Regions from separate parts of the Homo sapiens genome. Here region 2 is linked to region 1. Evidence: chromatin loops called from intact Hi-C (ENCODE). Cell type or tissue: Caco-2. All regions are shown on one strand. Region 1 overlaps CHKA (choline kinase alpha). Region 2 overlaps KMT5B (lysine methyltransferase 5B).

What was found. Peaks named below come from ENCODE experiments on the same cell type or tissue, not always from the same donor. Only the 100,000 strongest peaks of a DNase experiment are listed, where the experiment ranks them.
Region 2: a loop joins it to region 1, with 2.2 times the contacts of the local background. A loop is called at or near these places in 5 of 110 quality-filtered maps.

The regions. Positions count from the first base shown.
Region 1 is chr11:68,102,936-68,110,935 of GRCh38, reverse strand. All of the region lies in intron 1 of CHKA (choline kinase alpha), which reads left to right. Among named protein-coding and RNA genes, the nearest start is that of CHKA, 14 kb to the left of the region's middle. RefSeq lists a silencer at 7,215-7,415. In Caco-2, no CTCF peak of the experiment used is centred here; DNase peaks (open chromatin) are centred at 4,085 and 4,335.
Region 2 is chr11:68,163,433-68,171,432 of GRCh38, reverse strand. It overlaps KMT5B (lysine methyltransferase 5B), which reads left to right. Exons shown (of 11, transcript NM_017635.5): 8 at 182-201; 9 at 282-418; 10 at 4,255-4,451. Among named protein-coding and RNA genes, the nearest start is that of CHKA-DT, 46 kb to the right of the region's middle. In Caco-2, no CTCF peak of the experiment used is centred here; no DNase peak of the experiment used is centred here.

The sequences.
Region 1 (8,000 bases):
ACCTCCGCCTCCTGGATTCAAGCGATTCTCCTGCCTCAGCCTCCCGAGTAGCTGGGATTATAGGTGCATGCCACCACGCCCAGCTAATTTTGTATTTTTAGTAGAGACAGGGTTTCACCATGTTTGCCAGGCTGGTCTCGGAACTCCTGACCATAAGTGATCTGCCCACCTTGGCCTCCCAAATTGCTGGGATTACAAGCATGAGCCACTGTGCCTGGCTTCCCTGTAAATTTTAGAATCAGTTCGTTGGTATTCACAAAATAACTTGCTGGGGTTTTCATTGGGATTGCATTAAATCTACAGATCAAGTTGGGAAGAACCGACATCTTGATAATATTGAGTCTTCCTACCCATGACTCAATACACATTGAGTGACATAACAAAATACACATTTTGTTAGATTTATATATAAGTATTTCATTTTTGGGGGTGCTCATATAAATGGTAATGTGCTTTTAATTTCAAATTCCACTTATTTGTCACTGGTATGTAGGAAACTGGTTGACTTTTATGTATTAACCTTGTATCTTGCAGTCCTGCTATATAATCTCTTATTCCAGAAATTTTTTTTCACTTCTTTCTGATTTTCTACATAGATAATCATATCATCTACAAAGTTTTATTTCTCTCTTCCTAATCTGTATACTTTTAATTTCCTTTTCTTATTAGTTAGGACTTCCTATGATGTTGGAAAAAAGTGGTGAGGGGGAACATTGTTACCTTGTTCCTGTTCTTCGTAGAAAAGCTGTGACTTTCTCATCAAGTATAATGTTAGCTGTAGGTTTTTTATAGATGTTCTTTATCAAGTTGAGGAAGTTCCTCTCTATTCCTCATTTTCTGAGAGTTTATTATTTACCATGAGTGGGTGTTGGATTTTGTCAGATAGTTTTTCTCCATCTATTGATATGATCATGTGATTTTTCTTCTTTAGCCTGTTGATGTGATAGATTATATTAATTGATTTTATTTTTTATTTTTTATTTTGAGACAGAGTCTCGCTCTGTCACCCACACTGGAGTGCAGTGGCGTGACCTCGGCTCACTGCAACCTCTACTCCCTGGATTCAAGCAATTCTCATGCCTCAGTCACCCGAGTAGCTGGGATTACAGGTGTGCACCATCACATTCAGCTAATTTTTGTATTTTCAGTACAGACAGGGTTTCACCATGTTGGCCAGGCTGGTCTTGAACTCCTGACCTCAAGTGGTCCACCTGCCTTGGCCTCCCCAGGTGCTGGACTACAGGCACGAGCCACCACATCCAGCCTATTGTTGATTTTTGAATGTTTAACCTATAGTCCTATGGTGAGGTCTCAGTCTTTTGGTGAGCCTGTGCACCTAGACTGTGAACTTTACCCATTTTTCTTAGTTCTCCTCCCCGCTTAGGTGGGACAGAATGGCCAGAGGGGGCTGGAATTGTGTATTTGCCCTCTCTCAGGAAGTTTAGGCTCTGAGAAAATCCCAACAGGTTAGACACTGGCAAAATAATTTCTCCTGAGGGCAGACCTTGTTAAGAACAGAATGTTCTGTCGTATTTAAAAATATAAGAGGCCGGGCTCGGTGGCTCACGCCTGTAATCCCAGCACTTTGGGAGCCTGAGGCGGGAGGATCACGAGGTCAGGAGATCGAGACCATCCTGGCTAACACGGTGAAACTCCGTCTCTACTAAAAATACAAAAAATTAGCCCAGTGTGGTGGCGGGCGCCTGTAGTCCCAGCTACTCGGGAGGCTGAGGCAGGAGAATGGTGTGAACCCGGGAGGTGGAGCTTGCTGTGAGCCGAGATCGCGCCACTGCACTCCTGCCTGGGGGACAGAGCGAGACTCTGTCTCAAAAAAAAAAAAAAAAAAAAAGGAAAAGAAAAAAGGAAAGGTTTCTTTGCCCCTCCCTCTGCTGGAAGCATGAAGGGATTTTTTCCCCCCCTCAGTTTTCACTGTAAGGAACTCGTAGAGCTCCTGGAGGTAAAACTCGTCAAAGAATGGGGCTCCCCAGTAATTGGGTCTCCTGGAGTTTTAAACTCTCACAGTTGTCCACACTGAGCCTCCGGCAATTTGTTAGTTATAGTTAAGGTTTTCCTACCCTAGTGCTGATTTGGTGGAGGATTTTGCTCCAGTAAACTGTGATTCTCTGTATCTGCCGGTCTGTCTGTCCAATTTGGGAGGCAGCAGTTTCCCCCTTAACCTCATTTCTTTTTTTTTGAGACAGAGCCTTGCGGTCACCCAGGCTGGAGTGCAGTGGCATGATCTTGGCTCACTGCAAGCTCCGCCTCCCAGGTTCACGCCATTCTCTTGCCTCAGCCTCCCAAGTGGCTGGGACTACAGGCGCCCGCCACCACGCCAGGCTAATTTTTTGTATTTTTAGTAGAGACGGAGTTTCACCGTGTTAGCCAGGATGGTCTCGATCTCCTGACCTCGTGATCCTCCCGCCTTGGCCTCCCAAAGTGCTGGGATTACAGGCGTGAGCCTCTGCGCCCAGCCACCTTATTTCTTTAAGAGTTGATTTTTCAGTTGATTTAGCTTTTTACATGTTGTTAGGATCAGGTGGCGACTTCTAAGCTTCTTACACATACTGGACTGGAAACCAGAAGGTTGAGTGGTATTTCTTTTCTTTCTTTCTTTTTGAGACAGGGTCTTGCTCTTGTTGCCCAGTCTGGAGTGCATTTGTGGGATCATAGCTCAACTGCAGCCTGGAATTCCTGGGCTCAAGCGATCATCCCACCTCACCCTCCTCATTAGCTGGGACTACAGGTGTGTGCCACTGCACCCAGCTAGGAGTAGAATTTAGATAATAATAATAATAAAAGCACTTCTTCTGTTATCTGTCATATATTGCTTTCAGTGATGCCCACGTTCTCCTTCCTGTTTTCCCCTCCAGTGGAGCCCCGTCAGCCTGTCTAGCGTCCTTCCAGGATCTCTCCATTCTCTGTCAGTGGCAGGGAATCTCCTCGTTCTGCTGCGTGGTGGGGCACAACCCTTATCTTTAGTTTTCCACAATGAGATCGTAATTTCCGTGTCTTTCGTAATGTATTTACACATCTTAATGTGCCTAGTACTCTTTTTGTCGAGTATTGACTGGGAGTCAGCGTGGGCTAGAAGGGATGCAAGCACTTTATGAGAAAGTGGGAGGGAGTACTTCTGACCATGCCTGGTGGAAGGACCTCCTAGGTGGGAAGGGTAGGCAGAGGCATGCTGTGTTCCAAGGACTGTGCTAAGGACAGTGGCGGCTTGAAATTTGTATTTTAGAAACACTTTCTAAGGTGGCCTAGGGGATAGCATAGAGGAGAGAGGGATCAAGAAGCTGGGAGACCAGAGAGGAGGCTGCTGTAGTGGGGGTTGGGGGAGGATATACATTTGGGCAGGAGCATTGAGAATGGAAAGGAGGAGAGAATTTGGGAGATAGGGAGAGGACCAGGCCATTGGAAACGAGGAAGATTTTGAGCCTGGGTGAGTGGGAAAAAGGCACTACTGTTAACTGAAATAGGCAAATCAGGAGGAAGAAATTATTTTGAATAGAGGAAGGAAAAGATTATAAGTTGGGAATCAAGTTAGAGAACAAATTGGTTTTCAAATTTTGGGGAAGGAAAAATAGGTAAAAACTGCAGAAAGAATGATAAAAAAAGTAGAGGAATAGTGGGGTGATTTTGTACCCGCATCTCGCCATTTGGTAATGTTTGAACATTTTTTTTTTTGAGACAGAGTCTCACTCTGTCACCCAGGTTGGAGTGCAGTGGCTCAATCTTGACTCATTGAAATCACTGCTGCTCAGGTTCAAGCGATTCTCCTGCCTAAGCCTCCCAAGTAGCTGGGATTACAGGTGCCTGCCACTGCGCCCGGCTAATTTTTGTATTTTTAGTAGAGACGGGGTTTCACCATATTGGCCAGGCTGGTCTTGAACTCCTGATCTCGTGATCCACCCACCTCGGCCTCCCAAAGTGCTGGGATTACAGGTATGATCCACCATGCCCGGCCGAACATGTTTTTTATTGTTACCATGTTGGTGGTAGTACAGCTGGCATCTAGTGAATAGAGGGCAGTGTTGCTGCTAAACATTCCTGCAGTACACAGGGCAGCTTTGCCCCTCAGCAAAGAATGACCTGGCCCCAGATACAAAGCGTCAAGGCTGAGCCGTGCTGGAGTAGAATTCTTAAGACTGAGCTTTATCCTTTCTTCCTTCTGGCATCCTCTTAAACATTAACCTTTGCTTTGCAATTGGTGCTGATAAGTGAACAGCTCATATGATCTCATGTAATTTTCGCAGAAACTTCTGTTAGATACTGCTACATTGTTTTATGGTGTGAAAACAGACTTGGAGGCCTGCCCAAGGTCTGCACAGCTATTTTGTGCAGAGCCAGCACTCCACCTGGGCTGGACTGGTCTTTTTTTTTTTTTGGAGGCAGGGTTTTTGTGTTGCCCAGGCTGGAGTGCAGTGACGTGATCACGGCTCACTGCAGCCCCAACCTTCCAGGCTCAAGCAGTCATCCCACCTCAACTTCCCAAGTACCTGGGACCACAGGCTCAATGCCACCATGCCTGGCCAATTAAAAAAAAAAATTGTAGAGATCGAGTCTTGTTATGTTGCCTAGGCTGGTCTCCAGCTCTTGGGCTGAAGCAATCCTTTCACCTTGACCTCCTGAAGTGTTGAGATTGATTATAGGTGTTAGCCACTGTGCTTGGCCTAGCCTGTTCTTTTAATGGTACCTCCTGGCTTTTCTTGTTTTCAGAGAGGTGGGGGTTAATACCGTCCTGATTACTCCGTAGAGGTGCTGATGTTTTACTGCAGCACTGTTTTTTTCACCTGAGCCATAGCTGCAATTTGAATTTTAGATGGTTAGAAGAAATTTTTCAAAAATCTGCTTTTTTTTCTTATTTTCCTTGTGCTCTAAATTCAGTAGCTGTTTTGATATTACGCTGTATTCTCTTTTCCATGTAGCCAGCCCTATGGCTTAAAGATCATTTCTCTGTTGAGACACTGGTTATGTCGTGATTTTTTTTTCTTTCTAGTCATTTTGACTTTTAGATGATAGTCATGGAACTGCCTGCTCTATTTTCTCCTAGGTCCAGGCCCTCAGCCTTGGGGACTAAGCCCTGTATGTGCTAGACTGGGTACCCTGTGACTTGTAGACAGTTTGCGGAGCTTTCAGTGGCTTTTTTGCTTTTCAGCAAAATATAGTTGGTTAGGTAACTTCTTATCTTAATTTATCAGGTGGAAATCTTTGTGTTACAGGTTGGAGCAGACAGTTCCTCAGGTTTGTCATCTGCCTAAGCATTCATTCAGCGGATTCACATACATGAATCCCAAAATATCCCCGTTGCTAAAAATGACAGGGGAAAAAACCCAAATAATTAAAAATAGGTAGATGTTTGACATTAGAGATGGCATATTTCTTTCTTTTTCTTTTCTTTTTTTTTTTTTTTTTTTTTTTTTTGAGATGGAGTCTCACTCTGCTGCCCAGGCTGGAGTACAGTGGCCCGATTTCGGCTCACTGCAACCTCCTCCTCCCGTGTTTAAGCGATTCTCTTGCCTCAGCCTCCTGAGTAGTTGGGACTATAGGTGTCTGCCACCATGCCCAGCTAATTTTTGTATTTTTAGTAGAGATGGGGTTTCACCGTGTTTGCCAGGCTGGTCTTGAATTCCTGACCTCATGATCCACCCGCCTCAGCCTCCCAAAGTGCTGGGATTACAGGCGTGAGCCACCATGTCCGGCCTAGAGATGACATATTTCAAGACCTTGGGCAGCCTACTAAGTTGTTGTATCACTGTAGCATGTAGCATGGGTTTTTCTTGTTTTATAGTGCTATAGAATGTAACAGGCATTAAATAATCTCTTTTTTTTTTTGAGATGGAGTTTCACTCTGTTGCCGAGGCTGGAGTGCAATGGTACGATCTCAACTCACTGCAGCCTCCATCTCCCGGGTTCAAGCGATTCTCCTGCCTCAGCCTCCTGAGTAGCTGAGATTACAGACATGTGCCACCACGCCTGGCTAATTTTGTATTTTTAGTAGAGACAGGGTTTCACCATGTTGATCAGGCTGGTCTTGAACTCCTGACCTCAGATGATCTGCCCGTCTTTGCCTCCCAAAGTGCTGGGATTCCAGGCGTGAGCCACTGTGCCCGGCCAGAATTTTATAATTTTATAACCTGTGTATTTGATGTAAGTGCTGAGGCAATGGAGCATTATTCATAATGTTTATAATTGACATGTAATAATTGTACATATTGGTCGGGTGCGGTGGCTCACGCCTGTTATCCCAGCAATTTGGGAGGCCGAGGCGGTTGGATCACTTGAGGTCAGGAGTTCGAGACCAGCTGACCAACATGGTGCAACCCTATCTGTACTAAAAATACAAAAATTATTAGCTGGGCATGGTAGTGGGAGCCTGAATCCTAGCTACTCAGGAGACTAATGCATGAGAACCGCTTAAACCTGAGAGGCGGAGGTTGCGGTGAGCCGAGATTGCACCATTGCACTCCAGCCTGGATGATAGAGCAAAACTCAGTCTCAAAAAATAATAATAATAATAATTGTCCTATTTATGAGGTATAAGGTGAATTTATTCCTTCCATCTGACTATAATATTGTACCAGTTGGCCAACCTCTCCCTGTCTCCCCTCCCCTCGCCTCTGGTAAGCACTATTCTCAACTTCTATGAGATCAACTTTTTTAGATTCTACACAAGTGAGATCACATTGTTACTGTCTTTCTGTGCCTGACTTACTTTGCTTAATATAAGTACTGTCCTCCAGGTTCATCCATATTGTCACAAATGACAGAATTTCCTGCTTTTATAAGGCTTAATAGGATTCTACTGTGTATATATACCACATTTTCTTTATTCATCTGTTGATGGACACTTACATTTATTCTATAATCAATTGATGGCTTTTGTGACTAGTGCTGCAATATACATGAGAGTGTAGATGTCTGATGTACTGATTTCATTTCCTCTGGATGTATTACCAGTAATGGGATTGCTGGATTTTTAATTTTTTATTTTATTTAATTAATTTATTTATTTTTTATTTTTTTGAGACTGAGCCTTGCTCTGTCTCCCAGGCTGGAGTGCAGTGGTGTGATCTCGGCTCACTGCAACACTGCCTCCCGGGTTCAAGTGATTCTCGTGCTTCCTCCTCACAAATAGCTGGGATTACAGATGTACACCACCATGCGTGGCTAATTTTTTTGTTTTTTTAATAGAGACAGAGTTTCACCATGTTGGCCAGGCTGATCTCGAATTCCCGACCTCAGGTGATCTGCCCGCCTCAGCCTTCCAAAGTGCGGGGATTACACGCATGAGCCACTGCACCAAGCCTGGATTTTTTTTTTTTAAACTTGCTTTGATGAGCAGGAGCTGGATCTTAATGGTAATTCTATTTTTAATTTTCTGAGGACCCTGCATACTGTTTTTCATATCTGTACTAACTTACATTGCCATCAACAGTGTGTAAGGGTTCCCTTTTCTCCACATCCTTGTCAACGTTTGTTATCTTTTATCATTGAAAATAGACAGTCTAATAATGACTAGTGGTGGTCAGCATTTTTTCATATACCTGTTGGCCATTTATTTTATTTTTTTTAAATTTACTGAGACAGGGTCTTGCTCCGTCACCCAGGCTGGAGTGCAGTAGCACAATCACAGCTCATTTGCAGCCTCAACCTCCCAGGCTCAAGTGATCCTCCCATCTCAACCTCCCGAGTAGTTGGGACTGCAGGCACGTGCTACCTACCACATGTGGCTTTCTGGCCATTTATTTGTCATCTTTTGATAAATGTCTGTTGGGTCTTTTGCCTTGTTTTTGTTATTGAGGGATGGAATCTTGCTCTGTCATCCAGGCTGGAGTACAGTGGTGCATTCATAGCTTACTTCAGCCTCAAACTCTTAGGCTCAAACAATCCTCCTATGTCAGCCTCCCAAGCTGGGAATATAGGCACACGCCACCATTTAGGGCAAATATATTTTTTTTTTTTTAAACAGGGTCTTGCTCTGTCACCCAGGCTAAAGTACA
Region 2 (8,000 bases), 60 kb before region 1:
AAATAGAAATGTTTCCACAAACTTATTAAAATAAATGTATATTCCTTTAGTTGAACTTGAGACCTAAACTCCTATCAAAAGTTGTAAAGTTATATGGAAAGCTTATTTCAGATTTCTATAATTGTTCGTGTTTCAGATCTTATCAACAGTTAATTGACTTTATCTTTTGGACATTTTTCAGATTGCAGACCTAATTGTAAGGTAAGCATTAAAAAAATTTTCTTCAAGTATTTTGTTTTTGCTTCAGGTGTGAGTTTCTTACTGAGTTACTTTTATTTTAGTTTGTGTCAACTGGTCGAGATACAGCATGTGTGAAGGCTCTAAGAGACATTGAACCTGGAGAAGAAATTTCTTGTTATTATGGAGATGGGTTCTTTGGAGAAAATAATGAGTTCTGCGAGTGTTACACTTGCGAAAGGTAAGGTATTAAGTAAAATGTTCAGCCTAAACATTTTTTGTTAACAACCTGATTATGGGGATTAAACTCACATTATCTCTTTGTTGTTTAAATGCAGAGATAGTCTTTATGTTCTTTAGCATAGCGGCTGGTGCAGTGTGTATGAACAAAGTCAAATGCTGCACAGCTATTTAGGGACATTGGAATGTCCCTCAATAAATTTAAAATTTCCCTTTAAAATCTTAATATTACCAGCTAAGAGTGGGCCAGAATACAGATGTGCTTAAGGAGAGAATGGTTAATAGCTCACACACATGCACACACGCAATGCCAGAATGGGGTTGCCGCTACTCAAAATGTCAAGTGGAGTTCACCACTGATAGTCGTCTTGCATATTATCAAGCTGTGTCTTCTGGAATTTTGGTTTCACAGTTCTTAAGAGTTGTTCCCTGATATCAGTCATTCAATAAGGAACCTCTTCTTATGTCTCATCAAGAGTCCTGGAGTCTTTACAGAAATCCCCCAGATCTTCATTGGCAGGACCACCAGTTCATATTGCTCATTATAGTGACTTCTGTGTGTGAGAGCACCATGAAGGGAGCGTCACAGGCTCAGGCAGGCAAGGGCTGCAGGAAGAGTCCCCTCAAAGGCAGTACAGACCACACAGGCCACAGAGAAGGAAACCTGGAGTCCATTTTGCACATCTTGCACTGTGCCAGGCACTTTACTCACACCACCTTGTTCAGTTCTCACAGATATTCATGAGAGAGCTAGGAGGTGCCCACATTGCGAGTACCAGAACATAAGTATCAGACCCCAGTCAGCCTAACTTCAGAGTCCTCATTCTTTCCACTTCATATTGCTTTTGGAGTTATGATCAGAGTTATTAGTGTCACTTCTCCCACTTTAAAACACCTACAAATAGCCAGCCTAGAGGTTGCAGTGGGCAGATACCCCAGTTGCCATTTCCCTCCTTTCTGGATAGCCAGGGATTTCCAACTGTGTGGTGAGAGAGGACGGAGTCATCAAGTCACAGTGCTACCGTAGCCATCCCTCTCCCAGCACTGAGTGGGCTCCTTGCCATAAAGATGTGGCAGAAAACCAGTTCCTAGTGCTGCTGAATTTTTACCAGGGCAGAGGGACATAAAATTTATCTTTTTCTACATAAAAATTATTCACATGTTGGTTAGATCTTGGACCAGTCCAGAGAATACCCTTTAAAGTAGTTTAATTATAGTTCAATAATTCTTCAAAATCATTTTGTAGAGGAAACAGTATAACAGTTAAGTGCCTATCATCTGAAATCAGACTGCCTGGGTTGGAATCCTGCAACTCTGCATTTCATTAGCTATGTGATGTGTAGGGTAAGTCACTTAGCTGCTTTGTGCCTTAATTTCCCCATCTGTAAAATGGGGATAACATCAGAACCTATTTTGTAGGGTTGATGTGAAGGCTAAATTTGTTATTTCCTGTAAAGCATGTAGAATAGCACACAGTTAATACACAAATGTTAACTACAATAATTGGTTTCTGGTTATTTTCCCATTAGAATATGAGCTCCATGAAGGCAGGGGCTTGTATCTGTTTCATTTTCCGCTATATCCCCAGAATACAGAACAGTACCCTGGTGCATAGTAAGTCCTTGATAAATATTTGGTAAATGAATGAATAGAGTAAATATATATAATGAAGTTTTTGGAGGCGGTCCTGAAAACACCTAACCACATACTGAGGATTCCAAACCAACACCGAAACAGCTCTTTCCCTGGTTTAGAACTGCAGGTATAGTCATTTTCCTTGAGCAGATTAGTTCTCTTTCATGAGCCTCTGTTTTCTCACTGGTGAAAATGAGGATAATCCCACCTACTCCACAAGGTTAGTGTGAGAAGTAGATAGAAACGTGTGTAAGTCCTTTTTAAATGGAACAGCATGATGGAGAATAGTGGCCATGGCTATTGTCAGACTGTTTGAGCAGTTTGATTTCAAGATTGGCTGCATATATTCTTGAAGTTCTCATAAACACCAAATTGTTTCTGCCTTTACAGAAATTAGCTGGGAAGATGCATCTAGGAGCTCATTCCATTATTCATTACATATTAACTGAACAGTTACTTAATGTTAGGCCAAGTGCATGCAGGATAAACAAGACCAGCACAGTGCCAGCTGTCAGGGCAGTTCAGTGAAGGGGACACACACACTGTGCTGAGAGCCAGAGGGTAAAAGGAAGAGGCTCCGTGAAGAAGTGAGAATGGACGGAATCACGTGTGCAGAGACACTGAGTCGCGCTAGACACTCCAGGATACATTTGAAGCATGTTTCTCTGCTACACTGTACTGACAGTAGTAATTGTAATATGTTCATAAGTACTGCACATTTTACTCTAGAAAATTTAAAGCAAAGGCCACGCACGTGTGACTCACGCCTATAATCCCAGCACTTTGGGAGGCTGAGGCAGGTGGATCACCTGAGGTCAGGAGTTCGAGACCAGCCTGGCCAACATGGCAAAACCCCGTCTCTACTAAAAATACAAAAATTAGCCAGATGTGGTGGTGCGCGCCTATAATTCCAGCTACTCAGGAGGCTGAAGCAGGAGAATCGCTTGCACCCAGGAGGCAGGGGTTGCAGTGAGCCAAGATCGCACCACTGCACTCCAGCTTGGGTGACACAGCAAGACTGTGTCTCAAAAAAAAAAAAAAAATTCTAATAACAAAAAGCTCCTATAAGCTTATAGGGAAAAGACATAGTCAAATAGGAAAAAAGGTAAAGGAAAAAGAGATGCAGAGATGCTTCACAGGAAAAAAATGGCCATAAATGAGATTAAAACAAGATTAGGTATTCATTTTCACTCATCACTTTGGCAAAAAGTAAAATTTTTTTAGACGGAGTCTTGCTCTGTGTAAGTTTCGATCTCAACTCACTGCAACCTTCACCTTCCAGGTTCACGCAATTCTTCTGCCTCAGCCTCCCGAGTAGCTGGGACTACAGGCGCCTGCCATCACGCCGGGCTAATTTTTTTTTGTATTTTTAGTAGAGACAGGGTTTCACCATGTTCACCAGGATGGTCTCTTTATCTCTTGACCTCGTGATCTGCCCACCTCAGCCTCCCAACGTGCTGGGATTACAGGTGTGAGCCACCATGCCTGGCCCACTTTGGTAAAATTTAAGGAGTACAATGTACCGTTGATGAGGATGTGGAGAAGCAGGAACTCACACCATGCTAGTGGGACCATGATTTGCTCTATCCCTTTGGCAAAGTAATCTGGCAATGTTTATTAAAGGGCTGGACTTTGTGGCTCACGCCTGTAAATCCAGCACTTTGGGAGACCCAGCTGGGAAGATCCCTTGAGCCCAGCAGTTGGAGACCAGCCTGGGCAACATAGTGAGACCCCATCTCTACAAAAAAAAATTTAAAAATTAGCTGGTGGTGGTGCTACACGCTTATGGTCCCAGATACTCAGGATGCTGAGGTGGGACGACTTCTTGAGCCTAAGAGGTTGAGGCTGCAGTGAGCCATGATCGTGCCACTGCATTCCAGCCTGGGCGGTAGAGTGAGACCCTGTCTCAAAAAAAAAAAAAAAAGGAAAAAATTTTACAAGGTCCAGTAGTTTCTCATAGGCAATTAATGATTGATAATAGTCATAACAAGTTGTTTTATTATTTTAAATATAGATTTAAAGTTAATTTTATAATATAGATACTTAATTTCCTTTGTGAGTTCTAGTCTTCGGTTTCCAGTGGTGATTAAGGCCTCAGCAGCTCATCACATCTGTTAACCTGTAGCCAAGTACCCTCAGCAGTTAAGCTTATTATAAGAAAGTGTGTTCTATTTGTTTAACCTGTGCTATTTTCTCTTTCAGACGGGGCACTGGTGCTTTTAAATCCAGAGTGGGACTGCCTGCGCCTGCTCCTGTTATCAATAGCAAATATGGACTCAGAGAAACAGATAAACGTTTAAATAGGCTTAAAAAGTTAGGTGACAGCAGCAAAAATTCAGACAGTCAATCTGTCAGCTCTAACACTGATGCAGATACCACTCAGGAAAAAAACAATGCAAGTAAGTAAGGGAGATTTGATAAGCATATCTTTTAAAAGTATTTTCACACAATTTGCTTTATAAAGTGTGCTTCAGTAGTTTTAAACTTTTAAATACTCAGAGAGACTGGGACTTGTGAGCTTTGGCTGCACTTCAAGGCTCTAGACGTGATTTGAGTAGAGGCACAGTCTGTATCCCATCTCTAACTTCAGTACCGTCCTCTAGACTATTTTTCTTGAATACCTTGGTAACTGGATATGAGTTCTTCATCATATGTTCCAAGGTCATCATATGTTTTAAACATTTTCAAGGTGTTAGAGACTGTGATGATGTCGCTAAGTCCTGCAAGAAGACAAAAGGACTGAGTAGAATTAAATTAGACTCTATACATTCCAGTGCCTAGCCAGTTTGTTAGAAAAGATGATGGACTTGGGGAATTCATAGCTTCTGGCCTTAAGGCTTCCACCTTTTCATTGCTTGCTGACCTTTTTCAAAACGAACTGACTCAGTTCAGCAGACCACCAGTACCAGACTCAGAATTGTGATAGAGGAGCATTTTGAACAGTGCCGTATTGTGACATGCTGTATTGGCTACTCCAGAAAGTAGGAGTAAAGATGGAAAGGAGAAAGAAGCAACCTCTGAGATTCCAGTGGTGTGTGGGGGCAAGATCTGATGGAAACTGAAAAAGAGAACGAAGACTAAACAAAGAGAAAGGAAAGAGAAGAAACCCTAAATGGGCAAAGGAAAGCACATCCTGTTTGCGGAGCTTTGAAATATTGGAACCATTTCTAATTGCTCCTGTTTTTCTGGGTAACACCAGTTTTCTGTAGTTGCCACTAAAGCAGTAGACTCTTGAGTCTCACTTGTCTCTGAGAGAGACAGAAGTTAGAAAGTTTTGACTTGGCGATTCCGAAAGTATGCCTTTGTTGGCACTTAAATGTCCAGTGAGACTTCTTGGCACCTTAGAGCCCTCTGAGATACTGATTATTTTAGGTTCTTCTCCCTACTTTCAGATGTTTTCAGCCCAACACTGGGTGCTCTCTTCCACTACAGAGAATCCTGAAGAAAAGGGAAGGTGTTTCCCATGATGGTGAATGTCACTGCCATGAATTCCTGAATCTACCTGCTGCTGGGAGTCAGAGTCCAAGCATAACCCGTGTAGCATAAAAGCAGCGCTGTAGCCCTATTCCAGTCTTTTTCGTTAATGTCCAGAGTGAACAACAAGAGTTAGTCAATCATTAACTGTTGACTGTTGATTCTCATAATAAATGCAGCATAACGACCATTTGTTTTCTGAGTCTGGTTCCTTGGTGAAACTGGAGACTTGTGAAGCCCATTTTATAAATGCAGACATAAAAACACTTAAAAGCCAGGCATGGTGGCACACCTGTAGCCCCAGCTACATGGGAGGCTGAGGTGGGAGGGTCACTTGAGCCTAGGAGTTTTGAGACCTGCCTGGGCAACATAGTAAGACCTGTGTCTTTTTTTTTTTTTCTTTTGAGACGGAGTCTCGCTCTGTCCCCAGGCTGGAGTGCAGTGGCACACTCTCAGCTCACTGCAGCCTCTGCCTCCCAAGTTCAAGCGATTCTCCTGCCTCAGCCTCCCAAGTAGCTGGGATTACAGGCACGTGCCACCGCATCCAGCTAATTTTTGTATTTTTAGTAGAGACGGGGTTTCACCATGTTGTCCAGGATGGTCTCAATCTCCTGACCTCAGGTGATCCGCCTTGCCTTGGCCTCCCAAAGTGCTGGGATTATAGGTGTGAGCCACTGCACCCGGCCAGAGACCTGTGATTTTTAAACAAAAACACTTAGGTTCGTGCTGCCATCTGTATATGGAGACAGCCACAGAGTTGCCTATGTTGAATGGCTATGTGATGTAGGTGTTTTATGCTTAAGTAGTAACTTTATTACTGGTGTATAGCTACTGAACTCAATATACTACTTAGTTTAAAAGATAAGAATACAAATAATTTTTGGAAGATGTTGGGTGTACTAATATTTAACTATTAATATTTATTAAACCAAATATTTGGGAATATATATTAACAAACTAAATACTTACTGAAATCCTGCTAGTTCTTGAAGACATACAAAGATGTTTGAGACTTGGGCCCTTTCCTCAGGGAGCTTATGCCTTACTTAGCTCCAGGATAAGACAGGTGCACAAGTAAGCAGAACAAACTGGAGGCACAGGCTTTCAAGTTCAGAGGGACTGAATAATCGCTTTAAGCTGAAGTCTCAGCATTACAGAAGAAAGGTGTACATTTTGCAGGGACTGCTGATATTGGGGTGCTTGGCTTATTCAAATTCCCTTTCTGCAGCATGATTGGAGCAATCCAAGGATCAGTATGACTAACTCTGAGGTCATGGGCAGAGTGGATAGGCATGGCTCAGTGCTCTCTCTGAAGGAGCTCAAGGCTTTAGTTGTCTCTGAGACCATTGTATGTTAAGTCATGTTCACATAAGGATTTCTTGAGTTCTTACATGCGTTCTCTTAGGCTGTATTTCTTTTGGTGTTTGTCTCAGCCATCCCCTCCACCTGTCTGAAAGAAAGGTTCTGGAAGCCACATCCTGCAGGAAAGCCAGCACTGCCAGTCCCTCCTCCCAGGGTGGTGGGTGCATGTGCTGTGTATGTGTTTGCGGAGTGCTTTTTCTGTGTGGCTGCTCATCTTTATCATGTGGTTCGTTTAGAATTTAGCAGCTGACAGAGGAACTGCTTTCTTTGAACACATGTATAAAAAAATGTTCTGAGTAGTTGGAAGAAAAATTTCCATACAGGTGCTTTTTCGGAAAGTACCTTGAGAGCTATGGTGTGACTTTGCTTTAGCATCCAGAAGTAGAGACAACAAGGAATCCGTTTTCACAAATCCAGTCCACAGGTCTGAATTAGAATGCCAGGACTGGAGGATTCTGGTTTTTCAGGCCTCTTATGCCTCGCTGACTGGGCTGCCCCCTCTGAAGTTAGTGCTGTGATAGGGAAGGTGAGACCAGAGAGAGGCTCGCGAGCGGTCTGTGAAGATGCGGACACGGGTCTCTGCAGGTGCCACAAGTCAGGACAAGCCCCAGAAGAATCGGCCAGAGGGAGAAGTTGATCTTAACTATGGAGCACCTGTCCTAGATGCAGAGGCTGGGGCGCTGCTCCTCACTCCTGCCCTGTCACTCATGTCAAGAGTTGATCTGAACACTTTTCTGCTGAGCCTTCGGGCTGCTTCCAAATTCTAACACCCCGTTCCAGGTAGCCATTGGCAGTCTGTGCTAGTCATGTCAGATGAAAGCTGCTTGTGCCAAGTAAACTCCTTGAGACCGAGGTCTTTAAAGTCCTGTCAGAGGCCTTCTGGATCCTCCAGCTCTGGAGATGCTCAGCTGTGGCCCTTGTATTATCTTAGTTCACGCTGATTGTGCATTTCCAGTGCGGCCTGAGTGCTCAGGAAGGCTTTGGTGTCGGTCACAGCTCTTTTGTCTGACTGGAAGTCTTGTGCCACCCTGCCTTATGATTTTGAGGACACCCTGAAATGACCATAATAGCCATGCAGTGGGGCCTTTACCCGTAAGTTGAGGCCAACACCA